2 separate regions of the Homo sapiens genome follow, and region 1 is linked to region 2. Evidence: chromatin contacts called from ENCODE Hi-C or POLR2A ChIA-PET data. All regions are on one chromosome and are shown on one strand. The core of a region is the stretch at or near the end of the contact, and the rest is flanking DNA. Distances in the headings are between cores, read along the strand shown. Region 1 overlaps NMT1 (N-myristoyltransferase 1). Region 2 overlaps DCAKD (dephospho-CoA kinase domain containing).

The links. A loop is a pair of places that touch in the nucleus more often than their neighbours do. ChIA-PET counts read pairs that join two places held with the same protein, here RNA polymerase II (POLR2A). Pooled maps may share reads with other maps.
Region 1: a pooled map shows a loop between it and region 2 (2.3-fold over the local background). The contact joins two enhancer-like sites. A Hi-C loop is called at or near these places in 2 of 168 maps with a recorded cell type or tissue (CD4-positive, alpha-beta T cell and dorsolateral prefrontal cortex), 2 of 37 single-sample maps with no recorded cell type and 9 of 50 pooled maps. POLR2A ChIA-PET finds 5 or more read pairs at or near these places in 28 of 52 experiments (A549, AG04450, B cell and 23 more).

Annotation. Positions count from the first base shown.
Region 1 is chr17:45,075,827-45,082,004 of GRCh38, reverse strand. NMT1 (N-myristoyltransferase 1) reads right to left here. Exons shown (of 12, transcript NM_021079.5): 2 at 253-361. Among named protein-coding and RNA genes, the nearest start is that of NMT1, 18 kb to the right of the region's middle. Within about 2 kb of position 4,169, at least 3 of the 41 ENCODE cell types and tissues checked have a DNase peak (open chromatin) inside an H3K27ac peak, as active enhancers do; they include GM12878, where a contact is called at or near this core.
Region 2 is chr17:45,036,943-45,043,104 of GRCh38, reverse strand. The region is part of intron 1 of DCAKD (dephospho-CoA kinase domain containing); the gene reads left to right. Among named protein-coding and RNA genes, the nearest start is that of DCAKD, 12 kb to the left of the region's middle. RefSeq lists enhancers at 1,146-1,780, 1,781-2,415, 2,416-3,050. Within about 2 kb of position 4,069, at least 6 of the 41 ENCODE cell types and tissues checked have a DNase peak (open chromatin) inside an H3K27ac peak, as active enhancers do; they include GM12878, where a contact is called at or near this core.

The DNA of each region.
Region 1 (6,178 bases), core at 2,920-5,419, 39 kb before region 2:
AGTACGCACCTGTCCATTCTGATGGGCACCATGCTTGGGAGTCAGTGTCTGACCTGCTGTGTCTTTTAGGGTACTGAGAGCAGTTTCATCACCTAGGTCTAGGGCAGCAGAGGACAGCACTGGGATCCAACTCTTCCATCTTGAAGTAATACCAGTGGAGAACGTCAATCCAAGTTGATCCTATACATTCACCTCAAAACTCTCTCATGTGAAAAAGTGACTGAGTCACAAAAAACAGAACCTCCTTGTTACCTTCACAGGCTGATCCTGGGCTGAATCTGTCTCACTGCCTTTTTCTTTCTTCTTTTTTTGTTTCTTTTTCTTCTTTTTGGCTCCAGTGTCATTGGCTGGACTCAAACCACTGTAACAAAAAGTAAATACTAATGCAGGGTTTAAAAAAAATCTGTTTTGTGCTACCCCTGACAAAGAGCTTTCTGTGGAGCCAGACCTTCCTTAATCAAGCCTGTTGGCTTCAGAAGCAGGCTGAAGAACCCAGGTCCAGAAAGGGCATTTGGAGGACACCAGCACTCCTCCTGACTCGCGCCCCCTCGGCTTTCAGGGAGGGAGTGCTGGGCAAGGGATGTCCTATTTGTGTGAAAGGGCCTTTTCCGTTCTTGCTTTTATGTTGCTTATTTTCTTTATATTGCCAGGGTAATGGCACCAAAGACGAATGATAATTGTTAACAAGGCATTCATACCACAATACTTCCTTGAACTCTGAATGTAAAAGGATGACAGCCAAAAGGCAGTGATGGGCTTTCTGGAATGCTTTGCCCTTCCTTCCTCCACCTCCCAAATGTATTAGGTTTCATGATTTTCCCCAGCTGGATCTGGAGCACAAGACAGTATGAAAAGGGAGTGAGGGATGAGGAAAAAGGCACATTAACATTGCCACAATCTGTGTCCAAAATGGTCAGTCATGAGAAATGCCCAAATCAGCCAGGCGTGGTAGCTCACACCTGTAATCCCAACACTTTGGGAGGCCGAGGCAGGTGGATCACTTGAGGTCAGGAGTTTAAGGCCAGACTGGCCAACATGGCAAAACCCTGTTTCTACTAAAAATATAAACATTAGCTGGGGCCTGGTGGCACATGCCTGTAGTCCCAGCTACTCAGGAGGACGAGGCAGGAGAACTGCTTGAACCCGGGAGGTGGAGGTTGCAGTGAGTTGAGATCACGTCATTGCACTCCAGCCTGTATGACAGAGACAGACCTCGTCTCAAAAAAAGGAAAAGGCAGCAATGCGCGGTGGCTCACACCTGTAATCTCAGCACTTTGGGAGGCCGAGGCGGGCAGATCATGAGGTCAGGAGATCAAGACCATCCTGGCTAACATGTTGAAACCCCATCTCTACTAAAAATACAAAAAAATTAGCCGGGCACGGTGGCGGGCGCCTGTAGTCCCAGCTACTCGGGAGGCTGAGGCAGGAGAATGGTGTGAACCTGGGAGGTAGAGCTTGCAGTGAGCCGAGATCATGCCACTGCATTTCAGCCTGGGTGACAAAGCGAGACTCTGTCTCAAAAAAAAAAAAAAAAAAAAAGGAAAAGGCTGGGTGTGGTGGCTCACACCTGTAATCTCAGCACTTTGGGAGGCCAAGGCAGGCGGATCACCTGAGGTGCAGAGTTCGAGACCAGCCTGACCAACATGGAGAAAGCCTGTCTCTACTAAAAATACAAAATAAGCCGGGCATGGTGGCGCATGCCTGTAATCCCAGCTACTCGGGAGGCTAAGGCAGGAGAATCGCTTGAACCCAGGAGGCAGAGGTTGTTGTGAGCCAAGATCGCGCCACGGCACTCCAGCCTGGGAAACAAGAGCGAAACTCCGTCTCAAAAAAAAAAGGGAAAAAAAAAAGAAATGCCTAAACCAGATCTGCAGGATTGAGGACAACTGTCGGCAAGCTCAGACTGAGGGATCACCACTGGCAAAACCCAGCATTAGGAATCTTGGGAAACTAAAACAACAATAGCACCCAGTTACTCCTGCCATGGAGAGATTACAAGAAACATGTGGCCGGGCGCAGTGGCTCACGCCTGTAATCCCAGTATTTTGGGAGGCCGAGGCGGGCGGATCACTAGGTCAGGAGATTGAGACCATTCTGGCTAAATGGTAAAACACCGTCTCTACTAAAAATACAAAAAATTAGCCAGGCGTGGTGGCAGGCGCCTATAGTCCCAGCTACTTGGGAGGCTGAGGTAGGAGAATGGCGTGAACCTGGGAGGCGGAGCTTGCAGTGAGCCGAGATTGCGCCACTGCACTCCAGCCTGGGCGACAGAGCGAGACTCCGTCTCAAAAAATAAAAATAAATAAATAAATAAAAGAAACATGTCTGTGTGTATGCACGTGTGCATGTGTGCACGTGATCAAGGGGACTTCCTTGTGCTGCTTTCCCCTACATGACACACCCCATGAATGAAGCAAAAAGTTTCTTAGCCTCATTAATGTTTTATTAAATTAAAAAATAGAGACAGGGGTCTCCCTATGTTACCCAGGCTGGTCTCAAATTCTAGGTTTGAGTGATCCTGCTGCCTTGAACTCCCAAAGTGCTGGGATTACAGGTGTGAGCCACCATGCTCAGCCTCTTAGCCACACTGAAAAGTCAAAATTGGCTGGGCGCGGTGGCTTATGCCTGTAATCCCAGCACTTTGGGAAGCCGCGGCAGACAGATCATGAGGTCAGGAGTTCGAGACCAGCCTGACCCACATGGTGAAACCCCGTCTCTACTAAAAATACAAAATTAGCCAGGCGTGGAGGCATGCGCCTGTAATCCCAGCTACTTGGGAGGCTGAGGCAGGAGAACTGCTTGAACCCGGGAGGCTGTGGTTGCAGTGAGCCAATATCATGCCATTGCACTCCAGCTCTGGGCGACAGAGCAAGACTCCATCTTGGGGAAAAAAAAAAAAAGAAAAAGAAAAGAAAAGAAAAAAAGAAAAGTCAAAATTAGGAGTCCAACCTGAGTACAGTGAATCCTAATCTGTAGAATCAGCTAAACACAGAGGTAATTTTAACTGTATATTTTAGACAATCAATTTTCAAATAATTGAAAGGTCCAGCATGGTGGGTCATGCCTGTAATCCCAACACTTTGGGAGGAAAAGGCAGGCGGATCACTTGAGCTCAGGAGTTTGAGACCAGCCTGGGCAACATGGCGAAACCCCGTCTCTAACACAAATCCAAAAATTAGCCAGGTGTGGTGGTGCACACTTGTAGTCCCAACTACTGGGGAGGCTGAGTTGAGAGGTTGGCTTGAAGCCTGGGAGGAGGAGCCTGCAGTGAGCTAAAATCGCACAACTATACTCCAGCCTGGGCAATACAGCCAGACACTGTCTCAAAACAAACAAACAAACAAACAAAAAAACACCAAAACCCCCAAGAATTAAAACAATATAAAATACAATTTTCCATTAACATTATGTTAAATACAATTTATAATTCAGAAAGACTTCAGGGTCTCAAAATGCCTCGGAGTTATTATGAATATTACTATCATCTCACAGACAGATACTGTGTATATATATATATACAGGGAGAAAGTGATCTGAAATCACATGCTGCCAATTCTCTTCACAGAATGTCTTCAGATTCTCCTATCTCTTCCTGTTCCTGGGAGGAATGCTCACATCCAGACTTCATGACCTTACCCTTGGACTTAAGTTACCTCCAGCCTTTTCTGGATCTCTTTGCCTTCACAATCTTTCTGCATCACCTGAACTCTATATAGCTGTGGGACTCACCTCTGTGAAAATGGCTTTCCATGTGTCCCCCCCATGCTTGAAATCCTAGAGTAACAGCGGCTTCTTAACTTGGAAGGTATCAAGCCCAATTTTTCCCTAGGCCTATCACCCTCATTTCCCACTTACGCTGTCCACTCTTGCCTCCCACAGCTTCCATCTGGCCGGGCCTCTCAGTGCCCCTGATGCAGAAAGACTGTGACAGGGAGAGATCCAGTTAAGTCTGAAGGTTCCTTTAGTCCAAGCATAAGGTCATGAAGTCTAGATGCAAGTACACCTACTTGGTATGATATTAATGAGACCCAGAAGGCATTAACATGGAAGGAAGACTGAGAACATTCAAAGGGGAAATAAGGTAACTTCCTTAAAACCAGATGCTCAGCAAAACCCCCAAGGCCATGGCAAACAACAGAAACCATAAAGTCATTTATGGCCTAAAGATAACTTCTTCTTCTTAGTAACTCAATTTTGTTATTGCACACAGGACCATCTGCAGCCTAGGACAACTCTGTGGTTTTCCTACTCCAGATATTTTCACTTCAGTCTCAGGATTACGTGAAGCATTATAAGATTTAAAAACTGGCTCATAGGCTGGGTGCGGTGGCTCACGCCTGTAATCTCAGCACTTTGGGAGGCCAAGGCAGGCGGATCACCTGAGGTCGGGAGTTCGAGACCAGCCTGACCAATAAGGAGAAACCCTGTCTCTACTAAAAATACAAAATTAGCCGGGCGTGGTGGCACATGCCTGTAATCCCAGCTACTCGGGAGGCTGAGGCAGGAGAATCACTTGAACCTGGGAGGTGAAGATTGTGGTAAGCCAAGATTGCACCACTATACTACAGCCTGGGTAAGAAGATCAAAACTCCATCTCAAAAAACAAACAAACAAGACCTGGCTGATATTAGGAGACAAAGCAGTGTCCCATTGTTGGATACAATTTATAATATAAATTCTTATTCATAACAGCTTATGGAACAAATTATCTGGTCCATAACCACAAATTAGCTGGTTCCATAACAGCTTATGGAACAAATTATGGTAATATGAATTACCATAAGAATAACTTTTTATAATTCTACAAAAGAAAGAATCAAAAAGGTAAGGTGAAGAACTGCTGTAGATTAACCAACTGGATACTTACTAAACATAATTTCACATGGGGAAAATAATTACTTCTTCCAACTTTAAAAGTCTTTACAAATATGCAAAATCACTGTAAAAACTACCTTCCTGCCTTTGTTCTTCCTATTTAGCGGAGATACTTCCATGTAGCTATCACCTCATGAACCCAATTTTTGTGGAAGGATCTTGGGCTGAACTCTTGTTCTGCTTTATGCATTGCCAATACAAGTATCTAGAAATCTCCAAGACCGAAACTAAAATCAGAGAGCAAATTTCATTTTCTTTATATTGGCTTGAATTTGTACAAGCAGCCAGTTACTGAGCAAAAATCCTGTTTCAACTTGTACATCAAGCACACGGCTGAAGAACACAGGGAAGTTGTTTTTTCTTTTCTTTTTTTTTTTTTGAGACAGAGTTTCACTCTTGTTGCCCAGGCTGGAGTGCAATGGCACGATCTCAGCTCACTGCAGCCTCCGCCTCCTAGGTTCAAGGGATTCTCCTGCCTCAGCTTCCCAAGTAGTTGGGATTATAAGCATGTGCCATCACACCCAGCTAATTTTTGTATTTTTAGTAGAGACAGGGTCTCACCAAGTTGGTCAGTCTGGTCTCAAACTCCTGACCTCAGGTGATTCACCTGCCTCAGCTTCCCAAAGTACTAGGATTACAGGCATGAGCCACCGTGCCTGGCCACTTTTTTTTTTTTTTCTTTAATGAGTCATTTTCACTGAGCTACCAAGTATTGAGCCCCATCCGTGAGGACACATTATGAGTACACATAGTCTTACAGTCAACACCCCCAAACAGAAGACAACCAATTCAGCAAAACCAGACTTCCAAGGAGCCCACTCCAGTTAGCTTTCATGGTAATTATAATAATTTTAATTATTCATAGGGAACCAAGCTCAGAGGCCTTGAGAGTAGAACTTCAAAAAGCATCCTAGCAAGCCAACGCCACTTCACAGAAGAATGGCCTCAATTTGGACTAAGGGAAAACAAAACTAGAGGACCCCACAGAAGCCAGGCTAATCCTTCTCCAGGAATCTGGCATCATTTTTTGTTTGTTTCTTGATTCATGTTTTTTGTTTTTGAGATGGAGTCTCGCTCTGTCACCCAGGCTGGAGTACAATGGCACAATCTTGGCTCACTGCAGCCTCCTCATCACAGGTTCCAGTGATTCTTCTGCCTCAGCCTCCTGGGTAGCTGGGAATACAGGCACATACCACCATACCCAGCTAATCTGTGTATTTTTAGTAGAGATGAGGTCTCGCCATGTTGGTCAGGCTGGTCTTGAACTCCTGACTTCAGGTGATCTGCCTGCCTCAGCCGCTCA
Region 2 (6,162 bases), core at 2,820-5,319:
ACAGCTAGTTAAGGGACAGAGCTAATCCCAACCAAGGTCCCTTTGACTCTGAACCCTCTGAGAATGTGCAGTCCCTGTGATCCTTTTTTTGCATAAATGGCAACAAAGTAGTCCAGTCCAAACAGCCTCCCTGCTCATTCATGAAAGCTGGAGTGATGGTTTGTGCTTGGAGAGTGCTCAAGTAGAGAAGAGAGACCTGTCCCCTCCCTGCCCTTGGTGTTGGCAAAGGGAGCAGGGAGGACACAGAGGGAGGCAGACGCCAGCTCCTTTCCTTGTGGCTCTCTCCAGGTAACTGGCAGCCTGGAGGAGGTGGCGGCTTAATGGGCCTAGCCCACGAAGAGAACTTGGACTTGAAGGTTTAAACAGCAACCTCTCACCAATAATGAAAGATTAGGAGTGGGGAAGCCGTATACAAAAATAGCACTTAATAGTTAACTGGAAAACAATATATTTTTGCAACCACTGGTTCCTCGAGAAATAATTGGGTCCCAAGGCAGGAAATGACTCGTTTTCATGAATGATTATATTGATCATTGGTGCAAAACAGATACACCCCCTTAGGAAAGCAGTTCTGTCTGGCTAGTCAGGCGGCCCCAGTGTGAAATCCTGAGAGGCGGCAAGGGGAGGAGGACAGGGGCTGCAAGCCGAGGGAGCCAGGTCCTGGCCTGGCACACGCAGGGGCGGGTCTGTTGAATGGGGGATGAGAAGGAACAGAATTTGCCTCCAACATAAGTCCTGAGCTGTCCCAAGGGAAGAAGGTGACAGAGTGAGACCCTGTCTCAAAGAAGAAAAAAAAAGTCACATGAACAGAAATGAAAGTCCAAAGCATGACGAGTCCAAAGGAGGGAAAGTAAAGGGAGTGGTGAGAGATGGCAGGGGCATCATTTGGGTTGGGGGATTGGATGAGGCTCCTCCAAGGGGATGTGACTTGCTCCCATGCTGCTTCAGGTCCTGGGTCAGACAATGATGTGCCTGTCACTCTTTTTTTTTTAAGTCAGGTCTTATTCTGCACCCAGGCTGGAGTGCAGTGGTACAGTCATGGCTCACTGCAGCCTCCAACTCCTGGGCTCAAGCAGTCCTCCCATCTCAGCCTCTCAAGTAGCTGAGACTACAGACATATGCCATCATGCCCAGCTATTTTTTTTTTTTTAAGAGACAGGATCTCGCTTTGTTGCCCAGGCTGGCCTCTAACTCCTGGGCTCAAGTGATCCTCCCACCTTGGCCTCCCAAAGTGCTGCGATTGCAGGCGTGAGCCACCATGCATGGCCCCCCATTGCTCTTGATACCCTTACCCACTTACCACCACCACACTTACTGGTACTGTGAGTTTATTGTTTTACCCCTCCCCTGCTCCCCCCACCACCCCTTCTCGTGCCTGGTGTCTGATTGGTTGACACAGTCAGTACAGGGTGACTGAAGAGTAGTTAGCCCTGAGGTGAGTCTGGCAGAGAGAACACCAGCACAGAGGCTTTGGGGTCGAAAAGAGCCCGCATGTGGCTGGGCACAGTGGCTCACGCCTGTAATCCCAGCACTTTGGGAGGCTGAGGCAGGCAGATCACGAGGTCAGGAGATTGAGACCATCCTGGCTAACATGGTGAAACCCCGTCTCTACTAAAAATACAAAAAATTAGCCGGGCATGATGGCAGGCGCCTGTAGCCTCAGCTGCTTGGGAGGCTGAGGCAGCAGAATGGCGTGAACCCGGGAGGCGGAGTTGCAGTGAGCCGAGATCGCACCACTGCACTCCAGCCTGGGCGACAGAGCCAGACTCCGTCTCAAAAAAAAAAAAAGAGCCCGCATGTTCAGGGACAGAAGGAAGATCAGTGTGACAGGCACCAGGCATCGTGGACAGGGAGTGACTGAGGGAGTCACACAGGGCCTGGAGACCTCTGTGAAGGGCCAGGAGGAGGCGGGAGAAGGCAGTGAAGGTTTTAGATGGGAGTGACATGATCAGATGACTCCTTTAAGCCATGACCCTGGCTACCTTGGGGAGAAGCCAGGCCGGGACGAGGGGGTCAGGTCATGAGGCTACTGGAGTGGTCAGGGCACAGGTGCTGGTGGCTTAGGCTAACAGAGTGGGCCTAGTGGGATTAGAACTTGGCCAGACCTCCCAGAGCAGTAGGGCTTTATTTAGCCCATTAATTTTTCCCTAAGAGAAACACTGCCAGAGGAGATTCTAAGACAGACCATTCTCTGAATGTATTTATTCTTCTTGGGGCTACTGGGCCCAAGAAGTAAAAACTGAGAGGCAATTTGGAGACACCCGATGCAAAAGAGCCCACCACTTGTGGAGCACAATAGAATCTGATCGTCATTTCACAGGCCTTAGAGCTTCACTGCAGAGTTGGAGCGCAGGCACCAGCTCTAACCCAAACTCCTTGCCCTTTTCTTTGCACCCTGCTGCCTTTCACTGACATGGAGAATGAGGGAAAGAAAGGATGGGGTGTGGCTTCCCTGGGATCAGAGGCTTGCTTTTCTTTCTGGCTCCTCCTTGGCTGATGAATCCCATACCTGGGATTGGTCCCAGAATCCAGCTTCCATTTCTCCTGCACAGTGCATTGGCTCCTTCTCTGTTACTGTGGACTTGGTGTTGTCCTTCCGCCTCCAGCCAAGCCAGTTCTGTGAACAGCTTTTGGTGTTGAGGAGGAAGATTCCCAGGCCACCAACAGTAATGTCATCCCTTGGTTTGCCAGGGGAGCTTTTTTTTTTTTTTTTTTTTGAGATGGAGTCTTGCTCTTGTTGCCCAGGCTGGAGTGCAATGGCACAATCTAGGCTCACCGCAACCTCCGCCTCCCGGGTTCAAGCAATTCTCCTGCCTCAGTCTCCCGAGTAGCTGGGATTACAGGCATGCGCCACCATGCCTGGCTAATTTTGTATTTTTAGTAGAAATGGCGTTTCTCCATGTTGGTCAGGCTGGTCTCGAACTCCTGACCTCAGGTGATCCTCCCGCCTTGGCCTCCCAAAGTGCTGGGATTACAGGCATGAGCCACCACACCCGGCCTTTTTTTTTTTGAGATGGAGTCTCACTTTGTTGCCCAAGCTGGAGTCCAGAGTGGCATGATCTCTGCTCACTGCAACCTCCGCTTCCCAGATTCAAGCAATTCTCCTGCCTCAGCCTTCCGAATAGGTGGGATTACAGGCATGCACCACCACGCCCAGCTAATTTTTGTATTTTTAGTAGAGATGGGGTTTCGCCATGTTGGCCAGGCTGGTCTCGAACTCCTGGCCTCAAGTGATCCGCCCACCTTGGCCTTACAGCCACTGCGCCTGGCCCCAGGGGAGCATTTATTCACCACTCCCAGGAGAGCTCTGAACCACTGAAGGGGAGGAAGAAATCACCAGTGTGACTCTCAGCCTCCCTGGGGAGCTGCACCGTTCTTGGCACTGAAACTCCAGCCCCTCTCACTCACAAGTGTGGGGACTGAGGCTCAGAGGAGGGAAGGCACCCGGGGCTCAGCTGTTTCTTGTATGGAGTCCTTACCACCCTGGGCCAGGCTGGAGAGAAGACTTCCTGCAGTCACATGGGTAGTTTTATCACAGAATTCAGAGACCAGGACCCAGGACTTTCCACTTCCAGTCCACAGCCTTTCATTTTAGCCATGGTTCTGGGCCTAGCTGATTCAGATTCAGTGGGCTGGGGTAGATGGAGCCTGGGTGTCTGTACCTTTTGTAAGTTTCGCAGTAAATTCAGATTATAGCCAGGTTTAGCACTTGCTGTGAGGAATGTACTGCCTCTGTGTAAGCGGCAGTGGAATGTGGGAAGCCAGATCGGATTCTGGAGAATGATGACTTGACCAGAGCAGAAAGAGGGTCATGAACACAGGTGATCAAAGGTGGTCGTTTGTTCATGTGGGCCTGACAGGGAGCTGCTGGCAGGTCTAGGTGTGACTTGGAGGCCGCTGGGTACCTAAGCCTCTATTTCCTCCTTGCTGAGCTTTGGGAGCACCGTGGGCTGCAACTTCCTCCCTGGCAGATCCCAGTAGATCTGTGCGCAGCCAAGTGAGTGGGAAGGCACTCATACAGCAGGCCCAGGGCCAGCACCACCTGACCATTCCTGCTTACCTGTCAGCGCTCTGTTCTCAGATGTTTTCATCTGGTACTATCTAGCTCTCCAGTTTTCCCAAGGGGCAAGACTTGTGTTTTCCTCTGGTTACCCAAGAGGTCCCTGGCACCGTTCCTGCAGAGCACAGAGATGCTCAGTGGATGGTCAGTGAAGGAATGAGCTACAGAGGGGCTTGTTGGACAGGAACAGCTGTTATTTGTCAAGGCCCTTTTAAGTTGGGGACCCGGAGCCTCCCTGGGCGTGTGCTCCTTTGTCCGCTTGGCCTTCCTGATGGAGGCCAAGCAGCTGTTGGTCTGTTTCCACAGACACTCGGTCAAGGCACTGAGAAGGGAGGATACTCATTAGGTAACCCGGGAGGCTGGAATTTCCATCTGTGCTCTGGCCATTGTCCACACACCCCCTCAGCCCCCATTCTGCAGGAAGAAAACAGTATGATAATCAAGAAATTATTTCTCTTTGGCTCTGAATCGATTTGCCTACAAACAGATTCATCTTCCTTACTTTGTCTCATTAGTCTAAAGGTAAATTAATTTTTCATTCCTTGAGTACATTAAAGGCAGGGGTCTAGACTAGGGGTTAGGAGCCCTGAACTGCATCCAGCCTTTGATAATAGCTGCTGGTGGGAAGTCCCCTCCCTTCTCTGGTCCTCAGTCTCCACTGCTGTAAAAGAAGAGTTAGAATTTATCCTGAGCGCTGTTACACATCAGAACTGCCTGGGTGGGCAGATCACCTGAGGTCAGGAGTTTGAGCCAGCCTGGCCAACATGGTGAAACCTCGTCTCTACTAAAAATACAAAAAAATCAGCCAGGCATGGTGGTGCATACCTGTAATCCTAGCTACTCGGGAGGCTGAGGCAGGACAATCTCTTGAACCCAGGAGGCAGAGATTGCAGTGGGCCCAGATTGCACCGCTGCACGCCACCCTGGGGGACAGAGAGAGACTCTTGTCTCAAGAAAAGAAAAGAAAAGAAAAAAAGGCCAGGCATGGTGGCTCACGCCTGTAATCCCAGCACTTTGGGAGGCCGAGGTGGGTGGATCACCTGAAGTCAGGAGTTTGAGACCAGCCTGACCAACATGGTGAAACCCCATCTCTACTAAAAATACAAAAAAATTAGCCAGGCATGGTGGTGGGCACCTGTAATCCCAGCTATTCGGGAGTTTGAGGCAGGAGAATGGCGTGAACCCGGGAGGCAGAGCTTGCAGTGAGCCGAGATCACACCACTGCACTCCAGCCTGGGCAACAGAGTGAGACTCTGTCTCAAAAAAAAAAAAAAAAAGCTCTTGAAGCTTGGCGTGGTGGTTTACGCCTGTAATCCCAGTACTTTGGGAGGCTGAGGTGGGTGGATCACCTGAGGTCAGGAGTTCGAGACCAGCCATGGCCAACCTGGCAAAACCCCATGTCTACTAAAAATACAAAAATTAGCTGGGCATGGTGACGGCTGCATGTAATCCCAACTACTTGGGAGTCTGAGGCAGGAGAATCGCTTGAACCTGAGAGGCGGAGGTTGCAGTGAGCTGAGATGCGCCATTGCACTCCAGCCTGGGCAACGACAAGAGTGAAATTCCATCTAAAAAAAAAAAAATTCTTTCTAGATTTTCTATTTCAAAGCTTCAGCTGAGTGGCTGACATTTTGTTTGTTTGTTTTGTTTGTTTGTTTTTACAACTGAACCCTGTCCTTTTTGTGACCTAGAGGGAGATCACCAGCCTCAGAGAGATGGAGGAGAAATTATTATTTTTTTTAATAGAGAGAGAGCCTTGCTGTATTGCCCAGGCTGGCCTCGAACTCCTGGTCTCAAGCAATCCTCCTGCCTCAACCTCCCAAAGCACTGGGATTACAGGCGTGAACACCGTGCGTGGCCTAGAAATGATTGTTAAATAGTTGATTAATGTAGCTAGGTCTCTCCATTTGGATGATGACTCCGTGGTGGATAGTTTCCTCTCTCCACCTCTGGCTTTCCGGGGTGAGAATGAGCAGTGGCAGATTTCAATTTCTAGGTTGGTCCCCTGCTGCCCCAAGCCAGGCACCAACTCAGCCACATCCAAGCAGCTGCCTCCCCTGTCATTTGGTGTGTCCTCACGGGAGGCAAACTCATTTCAGTGT